2 separate regions of the Mus musculus genome follow, and region 1 is linked to region 2. A link is a loop called in an ENCODE intact Hi-C map of the cell type or tissue named here. Cell type or tissue: heart. All regions are shown on one strand. Each heading gives the region's core, and the rest is flanking DNA. Links, peaks and the distances in the headings are about the cores only.

What was found. Peaks named below come from ENCODE experiments on the same cell type or tissue, not always from the same donor. Only the 100,000 strongest peaks of a DNase experiment are listed, where the experiment ranks them.
Region 1: a loop joins it to region 2, with 2.1 times the contacts of the local background. A loop is called at or near these places in 1 of 42 quality-filtered maps.

Annotation. Positions count from the first base shown.
Region 1 is chr2:112,447,457-112,452,832 of GRCm38, reverse strand. No RefSeq gene overlaps it. Among named protein-coding and RNA genes, the nearest start is that of Emc7, 4.9 kb to the left of the region's middle. In heart, for the core only: a CTCF peak has its summit at 3,036 (motif pointing right); no DNase peak of the experiment used is centred there.
Region 2 is chr2:112,235,982-112,241,297 of GRCm38, reverse strand. It overlaps Gm52523, which reads left to right and starts at 1,235. Exons shown (of 2, transcript XM_030252294.1): 1 at 1,235-2,053. The coding sequence starts at 1,353. It overlaps Lpcat4 (lysophosphatidylcholine acyltransferase 4), which reads right to left and starts at 1,457. Exons shown (of 14, transcript NM_207206.2): 1 at 1,241-1,457. The coding sequence starts at 1,354. In heart, for the core only: CTCF peaks have their summits at 676 and 1,920 (motif pointing left); DNase peaks (open chromatin) are centred at 727 and 1,807; H3K4me3 peaks cover 2,450 bases; H3K27ac peaks cover 1,844 bases.

The DNA of each region.
Region 1 (5,376 bases), core at 244-5,243, 210 kb before region 2:
ACTGTACTAAAAGTTATTGTAGTAATAGCATATAATTAAAATCCAACAGAAGCTGAGGAAAGGAGGGGCTATCTTTATGAGTACAACAGATAATGGAAAGTGGTGGTTGAAGACATTTTATCTCAGTTTTTCTCTCTCTCTCTCTCTCTCTCTCTCTCTCTCTCTGTTGTTGTTTGATATTTCTTTTTTTGTCTGTTTAGTTTTTTTGTTTGTTTGTTTGTTTGTTTGGAGACAGGGTTTCTCTGTATAGCCCTGGCTGTCCTGGAACTCACTTTGTAGACCAGACTGGCCTCAAACTCAGAAATCCAACTGCCTCTGCCTCCCAAGTGCTGGGATTAAAGGTGTGTGCCACCATGTTCAGCCTCAGTTCTTTCTTTTTACAGTACTCCTTAAGATATTTTTTTGTTTTTCTTTTCTTTTCTTTCCTTTTCTCTTTTCTTTTATTTATTTATTTATTTATTTATTTATTTATTTATTTATTTATTGAGACAGGGTTTCTCTGTGTAGCCCTGGCTGTCCTGGAACTCACTTTGTAGACCAGGCTGGCCTCAAACTCAGAAATCCACCTGCCTCTGTCTTCCGAGTGCTGGGATTAAAGGCGTGCGCCACCATGCCCGGCTAAGATATTGTAACTATTATGGAGTGAGTTGTATTCCTGCAAAGTCATTTGGTGAAGCTCTAACTGCCTGTAAGAATATATCTGGATATAGGACTTCTAATGAAATAATTAAAGTTAAATATCATAAGGGCAAGACCTTATGTATCAGGCCTGGTTCCTAATAAGGAGCAAGCAAAACATGGAGACATACATATTCAGACAAAAAAACACCATGTGGAGAAGAGAAACCAACTGTCAGCATCTCTCTCTGGGATTCCTACCTGCTGGAACTGGAGTTAATAAAGCTCTCTTGTTAAACAGGCCAAACTGGGTTGCTGTGGAAGGCCTAGATTAATACACCATCGTTTGCTGTTCAGGTTGCCTATAATGGGAATATCTGGGAGCAGAAGACACCTCAGGCAGTGGTGAGCTCACCGAGAACAGACTCTTGGGAGACAGCTCTTTTAATAAGGGAACAAAGGCTACTTAAACCGTAGGGGGCGGGTAAGGGCTTTTGGGGTGAGTTACATCATTGTCCATGGCCTGGGCACTGGGGATACCTCATTTGCATAAGGAAATTCCAGATGCTGCCAAACATGACTTTATAAGTGGATTGGAAGTTTGGCTACTGAGGTTGGGGACAAGGCTGAACATAGGCCTCGGGTTTGGGGTGGGGCAGCAATCCTACCCCTGTCAATTTTAGGATTAGAATTCCAGGGTTTGGCAAACCTCAACCCAACTCTTGCTCTTGGCCAGCTCCCCACTCCCCACTCCCCACTCCCAGTCCCTCAGCTCCCTGGCCCCACAATCTTTGACCTTTTCTCCCCATCTGTCTTAGTCAGGGTTTCTATTCCTGCAGAAACATCATGACAAAGAAGCACTTGGGGAGGAAAGGATTTATTCAGCTTACACTTCCATACTGCTGTTCATCACCAAAGGAAGTCAGGACTGGAACTCAAACAGGTTAGGAAGCAGGAGCTGATGCAGAGGCCATGGAGGGATGTTCTTTACTGGCTTGCTTCCACTGGCTTGCTCAGCTTGCTCTCTTATAGAACCAAGACTACCAGTCCAGAGATGGTCCCACCCACAAGGGGCCTTTCCCCCTTGATCACAAATTGAGGAAATGCCTTACAGCTGGATCTCGTGGAGGCATTTCCCCAACTGATGCTCCTTTCTCTGTGATAACTCCAGCTGTGTCAAGTTGACACCCAAAACCAGCCAGTACACCATCCTTCTCCTAAATGCAACAACCAAGGTCTCTGTTCTCTGCCTCACCACGAATGGGATCTGCATTGTGTTGCAGACTTAGGGGAAAACCATGTGTTTGCAAGGAAGACATTCCATCAAAGACAAAAGCGCCAAAATGGCATCACTGATCACCAGGTTCACTTTGCCGGAGGGCTGAGCCCTCAGACAGTTTCAGGGTTATTTCAAATCCAGCTAGGGCAGACATAACCATTATTGAATCACCGTTAAAATATGAGACTGTGTAGCAGTGCCCCAATCCTTAACTGCTAGAGTGGTTTTAGAAAACACAAAGTAAACTAACACCTCTATAAAACGATAAAAATGTTACAAATATGCCCAAATAAAAATAACTTCAAAGCAAGTCTTTATATTTTTTTTTCAAGTGTATTTTTTTTCTTCTTTGTTGATACTTTGTTGCACCGGTTCTGAAAATGAAGAGGGGAACGTGGGAGTTGCTTTTTCTGTAGGAGTATGAGCGGAAGAAGACAAGCAGCAAACACCGACTGAGATCTGTCTCCCGCTCTACCTTAGTCCTTAGTCTACTGTCACTTAGCAAAGCATCTAGTATTTGGAAATCCTCGACTGTCAAACGCAGGACTCCACACACTGACCAGAGGACACAAGTCTAAGGGCTCATTTCAGACATGGTAGAAGTCTGTTATCTGCTGTTTTCTAAGTAGGATATGGTTTGTATAGATACCCAACTCCAAATTATAGGAGAGGCAGTCTTGCAATACCCCCCCTTGGGCCTGTGTCTAATATAGAAACTAAGCACAGGAAACTGTTCTAGGAAGACCTTAAGTTTGATGTACTTTGCTTGTTCAGACAGACTAACCTTGCTGCTTTACATCCTGGAAGGTTGACCCTTCAAAAATTGCAAAAACTCTTCTCTCTTCTTCTATCTTCCAGAAAACTGACTTTTGCTAATGGACTGTACCAGGAAAGGCTTTTCAGTTTCCTTTAACAATGCCGCAGAAAATTTAGTGATGAGGTAAATTTACAGTCACTCCTTCCCAACTTTCCATGGTTTTCCTGTTTAGACGTCAAGCAGGTGGTACTTACCTGAGCTATTACTTATCCTTGGTTATTAATGATGATGTGAAATGTGGAGGTGATTTGTTCGTCACCCAGACCTGCTCTTTTCCACCCTCTCTTCTCTCTGGGCCCCCAGCCTTTTCTTGTTATTGCCACACGGGGGCAGAGAGGAGTGTGAAATAGGGAAAAAACAGAACAACATCCAGAATTTAAGAATTTTTTTGAGTGTTGGATTACACATTCAGATGTTATTTCTTCCTTTTTGTAAAAGCATTCTTTGTGTTTTTGATATTTTTGCAACAGTTTGTAGTTAATTTTTTTAATTAAAGAAGCTGAAGTATTATTTATACATATACATATATGTGTGTATAGTTATACACATGTAGTTATATGTATACATATGTATATATACATATACATACGTATATACATATATATACACACATATATACACATATAACTATATAACTATTGAAATTTGAATCAGCACTTCTCCAAAACCAATTATCCTCCCTTGCTGGAGTTTTCCTAATCACTTACTGACATATTTGGGGATGGGTTTGGCCATTTCCCTCTGTCTCAGTATTCTGCTTGTTAGTATTTGTGTGGTGTCATGGTGATCCTCTAGCCACTTTCATGTACCAGCTTTCTAAATAGAAGAAAGGTTAAAAGGGAAGTCAGTGTTTTTTTAATAGAGTAGCCACTGTAATTCCTAGGAAACTTCAGCTATGCTAATCCCCAAACACTCTGGTATTTATTTGGGGATGACTTTTGCCCTCTTGAGTTTTCAAATCATATTTACTTCAAACAGTTAAGCTAATCTCTTTCACTCAAATAGACTGTAGTCAATTCTTTTGTATATTTTTAATGTCTGTTGCCCACCTAGGACTCTGGGTTTCAAACTCTCAAAAGCTATCTCTAAAGTTCTTTGCAGTGAAATGAATCATCTGTCTTTCACATAGGGAAGTTAGTATGCTTCTATGTCTTCCAGAAATAGATAATAATGGAAATGTTTCACTTTATTCATTTTACTTGAATTTCTTATCTCTTCCATCAAATTCTGTGAAAACTAAAAGAAAAACAAATTGAGGAAGAATAAAATATGATAAATAACTTACAAACATGAAGAGGAAACATCTTAGATTGTAGGAAATGATAATATCCTAGGTCTCCTGGCATATTCTAGATCAAGTGCTTTGTAAATATTAAAATGTATTTCTCAATACTGTACTGTGTTTGAGTAATAGTGGCTGAGAAGCCAACATCTAAGGTGGAAGAAGCTATGGTACACTGATTATTCTTGTGTGTTAAGCCTGGACTGTTCTAGTGGGCACAGCTTTTCACTGGCTTGGGCTGCAGTGTAGGAATGTCCTTGACACCATGGGGGTCTAGTTTAAAGGATTAGCTCAGAGCAGCCACAGAACATGCCATGTTCAACACAGCAGTTGAACTTGAGCTTCACCCAGGGAGCTTGAGCCTTTATTCAGTCAGTCCCTGGGCTCTGCCTTTCACATGCCAGCCCTTAGAAAGCACTGAGCCTCTGTTTACAACTGCACAAGTACAATGGCTGTAGTTCCAGGATGTCTTCATTTGAATCTAAACTTTGTAAAAAATTGTTGTAAAGTACACATTCAATTTACTGTCACAACCATTTGAAGTTCACATTTAGTTGACGTAAGTTTCTATGTAGTGTTGAGCAAGACTCCTTCCAGACCCTTTTATTTTAGGGAACTGAAACTACATCTATTAAAAAACAAAACAAGGGGCTGGCGAGATGGCTCAGTGGTTAAGAGCACCGACTGCTCTTCCAAAGGTCCGGAGTTCAAATCCCAGCAACCACATGGTGGCTCACAACCATCTGTAATGAAATCTGATGCCCTCTTCTGGAGTGTCTGAAAACAGCTACAGTGTACTTACATATAATAAATAAATAAATCTTTAACAAAACAAAACAAATTTAAAAACCTCATTGTCCTCCCTTGCCAACCAACTGATGACCACTTAATTCCTTTATGTTCCTGTGAATTATCTGGGGCTCATTAAATAGGCTTACAGAAGGTGTCTTTTCATGTGTAGCTTACCTCACTTAGCACAGCAACATCATTGAGGTTCATACATATTGGAACATATGTTAATTTTCTTTCTTTTAAAACTGGGTGAATGGATTCAATTGAATGTACATGGTATGTTTTGCCCATTCCTTCAGGCTGCTTCCATGTTTGCTACTGTGGGTATGAAGAGGGGCCTACACACAGCTGTGAAGTCCTGCCTCTCCTTCCTTTGGGTCAGACAGCCGTTCTCTTTTTGCTTTAGATGGAGGTATCACGCTGTTTTCCAGGATGGCAGTACCATTTAATTTTGCTACCAGTAGGGCAGTGTTGCAGGTTGTCTACACCATGTTAGACCTTGTTATGTTTGCTTTTTATTTCTTTGGGGTTCCTTGTGTTGGTTCACATAGAAGCCATGGATCAGGGTGTGGGTGGCCTTGAGTTGCA
Region 2 (5,316 bases), core at 1-5,000:
GTGAGGCCGGGAGGACAAGGGATCAATACCATTAGGTGCCTTGTTTTCTTACTCTCAGGTGACCCCCTCCCCCTACAAAGGTTACTGTCATAACGCATCTGATACTTGGAATGGATGTTAGGATTTAATGGACTGGGAGTGGGTGGCCCAAGCATTTAATCCCAGCACTCAGGAGGTAGAGTCTGGTGGATCTCTGTGAGTTCCAGGCCAGTCTTCTCTACAGAACAAGTTCTAGGACAGCCAGGGCTACACAGGGCAATACCTCCCCACCCCCAAAAGAAAAAAAGAAAAGAGGATTTAATGAGAAAATGCAGGGAAGGTGTCCAGCACTGTGTTTGATGTAGGTTAGAGACAGTTCTTCCCAACATCCCATCCCATTCCATAAATAGCTCCTATGTCAAACAAACCCTGTGCAGGGCTTTCAACACTTTGGGCCCAAGGAGCAGATGGCTGGAAACACAGAGATCCACTTTTCAAACCTCGGGTCAATCAATCCCTAGCCTAGTACTGCAGAACAGCAATCCTTCGGTAACACTCAGCCCTATTCCGCAAGGTAAGGGTTGCCAAGTGCCAGGGTGACTCCAGAGGCTTCCTTAGGATTGAGCAGGTAAATAAACCTAGCCCCCGGGGGCCGACCTCACGGGAGGTGATCACAACAGAAACCTTGGACACTTCCTCCCCACACCACCTCCTGGCTACCCTAGGGTGGTGCGTCCCTCTACTTCCTGTAGCTAACCCACCTCCCAGCCTCCCTGCCCCCACCAGTAGGTGCTGCAGTGACACGGGGGGGGGGGGGTGGTGGTGGCGGAAAGAGGAGGTGTTGGAAGGGCACAAGGACGCAGTCTCTGGGTCCAAACCGTTTAAGTCGAAGCCCCGATCGCTGAGCACGCCCCTGCCCCCACCCTGGGCTTTCCGTAGCCTTCAGCTCCATCCTAGCCCGTCAACCTCCGTAGGATGTAATCCGCATTCCCCAGTGCCCTCCATCTCTCCTATCCTTGGGTCTCCTTCAGTGCTCCCTCTCCCACTCATTTCTTCCTCACTTGTGAGCTCGTCTATCGCCTAAGCTGGAGTCCTCACCAAGGCTCCTCGCCTACCCACCCCCAGCCGCCCCCACGTGCGCGCCCCCTAACTCCCTCCCCACAAGCTTCTCATCCACCTCCTCTGGCACCCCCTTGCCCATCTCATCACTGGGTCTCTCCATTCCAACCAGTCTTCCACACGTCCCCTGCCCACACCTTACCTTAACCCTCTGGAGGCCGGAGAGGTGTAACTCATGCACGAACGGGTTTGGGGACGCAGAGGACCCAGAGGTGGGATCCAGGGGGGCCCAGGCCCCAGGACTTCCCTGGCTCATGGTGGGAGAAGGTCGAGCGAGGGCCGCGACCCCCCGCTCCCGGCCCGGGCCCCGCTCCCGGTCCGGCTCTGCAGAGCAGCGCGGCTCGTGCGGCACTGGCAGCGGCGGCGCTCTGGTCCCAGCCCCGCCTGGTGCCGGCCGAGGGGCGGAGAGCGGCGGCGCCGCCCGGGCCGCTCGCGTTGTCAGGGCGCCGGCCGCGGGGCGGGGCTTGCGGCTCTCCGGCGTCCCCGTTCAGCCGCGTTCTCCGCGGCCCCTCGCGCCATTCGGAGCGTGGCGCCCCGAGGACCTGGCTGCCCCTTTCCCAGGGTCTCCGGCTGGAAGCGGGGCAGAGAGGTGGGCGCGTAGGGGAGCGCCCTGGTCACTTTCCGGATGCTGTGGCCACCCTGCGAGCGCAGACGGGGTGGAGCCCTGTGTCAGGGCAGGTTGCCGAGGCCGGCAGCTGCGGAAGGAGGCTGGGCGCCCCTGGTCCCGCCGCTCCTCGGCCCCACTTTCCCCATCTCCGGGGCGGACCACCGCTTTCCTTCCCGGTCGGCGTGCCGCCATAATGGAGCCCGCGCCCTCTCGCGGCCGTACTGCGCGTCGCAGCTCTTGGCGTCCGAGCGTGCCGGGCTGCGTGGACCACCGTCACCCGCGCGCTTGCATCCCTCGATTCTTAGCGGGTGTACGTCCCCCAGTACGGCAAAGCCCGGCTCGGGAGAGGTAGCAATCTTAGCTTCTCTACTGGTCTCCCTGTGGAATATGGAGGTCACCTAAGTTCCTGTCACCTGCAAAACCCTAATGCTCTAAAAACACACTGTACTACAGCCTAACTGATGGGGCACTGGGGAATTGAGTGGACTTTGAAACCCATAGCTGCTAACACTATCAAATATGTAGTGCACAGGGAAGGAGGTAAGAGTCGTTATTTATGAAAATAAGCTGAGTTCAATTCACCTTGTCTTCCTTCTCTTACTGAAAGGTAAAAACTGAATGGGTGTTGAAGCAAGAAAACGAGGGAAAGAGCTAAGGATGTTTGCCCCCCCCCCCCATACCCTCCCCTCTCTCTTTTATTTTGTTTTTCGAGACAAATTGAGTTGTTCGTTAACTTGGGATATTTTCGGAGCCCAGGATGAAAGTGACGAGGACGTGTAGGTCATAGGACAACTTGCAGGGATGTTCTCTTTTTCTACTTTCTGGGTCTCAAGAATCGAACTCAGGTCATCAGATTTGTTGGCAGTGGCAAACAACTCTATGGGACACTCTATGGGACGGGTCATCCTACAAATCTGATTTGAGAATTTTAAGAAATAAAATCCAGGAGATAGGAGCGGGAGAAAGAGGACATTGCGGGGGGTGGGGGTGGGGTGGGGTGGGGTGGGGTTAGGTAGGGAGCCAGAAGACACTTCTGTCTAGATTCTGCCTCAGCTTCCTACAACTTTATCACTTACACCATTGATTGTATCCACAAGAAAAGGAGCAGCTGGCAGGGTCAGGGGAATAAAAGTAATGCACACTAGTTGAGATTTACATCTGCGACATCTGAAAGTTTGTATGTGGCTCCCCTCCCCCCTTCACGTGTTGAAGTCCTCATTCCCAGGTGATGGTTACTTGGTTAGACCTTGGGGAAATGTGTCTCCTTGTGGCAAAGTACCTGACAAGCAATTTAAGAAAGGCAGGGTTGTGAGTCACAGCGAGGGTTACAGCCTATCATGTCAGGAAAGGCAGGGAGAGGGAGTGTGAGGTGGCTGGTCACACTGAAGCAGAGAGGAAGGAGTGCTAGAGCTCAGCTCAGTTTTAATCCCCTTTTATTTATGGGTCCCAGCCTATGGAATGTTGCTAGCTACTTTCTGGGTGTGTCTTAGCGAACGTTTCTGCAGTTAAACCCTTCTGGAAACACCCTTAGAGACATGCCCAGAGTATGTCTCTATGATGATCTCTAATCCCATTCAAACTGACTTTGAGGACTAAGCGACACTAGCCAAGACCCTTATGATCACAGTATACTTACAAGGGGCGAGGAGGGAGGGGAGGGGGGAGGGGGAGAGGGAGGAGCCTTCTGATAACTCCTGTGTAAAAAGGTTATATGAGCCCATAGCCAGATCCCCTAGTCTTCAAGGCAGGAAGCTGATTTTGCCACACACCAAATCTGTGGACACCTTGGTCTTATACTGTCTAGGCTCTGGAACTGTGAGAGGGATTGGCCTCCTTCCTAGTTTATTATACTTTGTTGCAGCAGTCCATGAAGACTAAGACTTTTATTTTTTCTGTGTGTGTGTGTGTGTGTGTGTGTGTGTGTGAGAGAGAGAGAGAGAGAGAGAGAGAGAGAGAGAGAGAGAGAGAGAGGAGAGAGAGAGAGAGAGAGAGAGAGAGAGGAGGAAGGGGAGGGGGAGAGGAGACTCAGTCAGTCTGTATAGTCCAGGCTGGCCTTGAATTCTTGAATTTGAGACCTGTTTCCCAATTTATCAAATTTCTGGTATGTGTCATCACATCTGGCCTAAAATAGTTTTTTTTTTTTTTTAATATTTATTTATTTATTATATGTAAGTACACTGTAGCTGTCCTCAGACACACCAGAAGAGGGAGTCAGATCTTGTTAGGGATGGTTGTGAGCCACCATGTGGTTGCTGGGATTCGAACTCTGGACCTTCGGAAGAGCAGTCGGGTGCTCTTACCCACTGAGCCATCTCACCAGCCCCTAAAATAGTTTTTTAAAAAAGTTAATCTTAGCGAAGATTCTATTCTATTCTCTCTTACTTAAAAGAAGTCAGGTTTTTGTTTTGTTTTGTTTTGTTTTGTTTGAGACAGGGTTTCTCTGTATAGCCCTGGCTGTCCTGGAACTCACTCTGTAGACCAGGCTGGCCTTGAACTCAGAAATCCACCTGCCTCTGCCTCCCAAGTGCTGGGATTAAAGGTGTGTGCCACCACTGCCCAGCTCCAGAAATCAGGTTTTAGATAACACACATCTTTCAAAGTAGTTCCACTCTTTTTGTTGCTGTTACTTGTTGGAGTCTGGGACTTGCCACACAAACCAGACACCCATCTCAGTTAAATAGGGGTGGTTTATTGAATGCACACCAAAAGACTGAGTCGTTGGGGCCACAGACCAGACTTAGGAGCTGACTGTGGCCTTGGACATCTCTCAGAGCCAGTTTATACAGGCTCAAACCACCGTGAGCTCCTGTCAGGTTCAGAAAGCACAGCCTGTGGTCAGCTCTGACTCAAGCAGCCTTGGCCAGCTACACAGAACAGTTCTCACTGCCCTTCATCCTGATGGGTCCTAAGTGGACCTTATGGTGGTGGAATTTCTTTTTTTTTTTTTTTTTTTTTTTTTTTTAAGATTTATTTATTTATTATATGTAAGTACACTGTAGCTGTCTTCAGACACTCCAGAAGAGGGAGTCAGATCTTGTTACGGATGGTTGTGAGCCACCATGTGGTTGCTGGGATTTGAACTCTGGACCTTCGGAAGAGCAGTCGGGTGCTCTAACCCACTGAGCCATCTCACCAGCCCGGTGGTGGAATTTCTTAAGATTAAAAACAACCTCACAACATAAGAGGGTGTGTCGTCAGCTTGACCCTGCTGTGAGTCAAGCTCTTTTTCTGTCTCAGTAACAATGAAATGACTGGCAGGTATGAAACAAAATGGCTGCAGCTATGCTGGGGGAGCAGGCCTCAACATTATTATTATTATTTTCTTTTCTTTTTTTTTTTTTTTTTTTTTGGTTTTTCGAGACAGGGTTTCTCTGTATAGTCTTGGCTGTCCTGGACCTCACTTTGTAGACCAGGCTGGCCTCGAACTCAGAAATCCGCCTGTCTCTGCCTCCCAAGTGCTGGGATTAAAGGCGTGCTCCACCACCGCCCGGCCATCATCATCATCATCATCATCATTATTGTTGTTGTTGTTATTATTTTAAGATAGGGTTTCTCTGTCATGGAATTCATTCTGTAGACCAAGCTGGCCTCAAACTCCCAGAGATCCACCT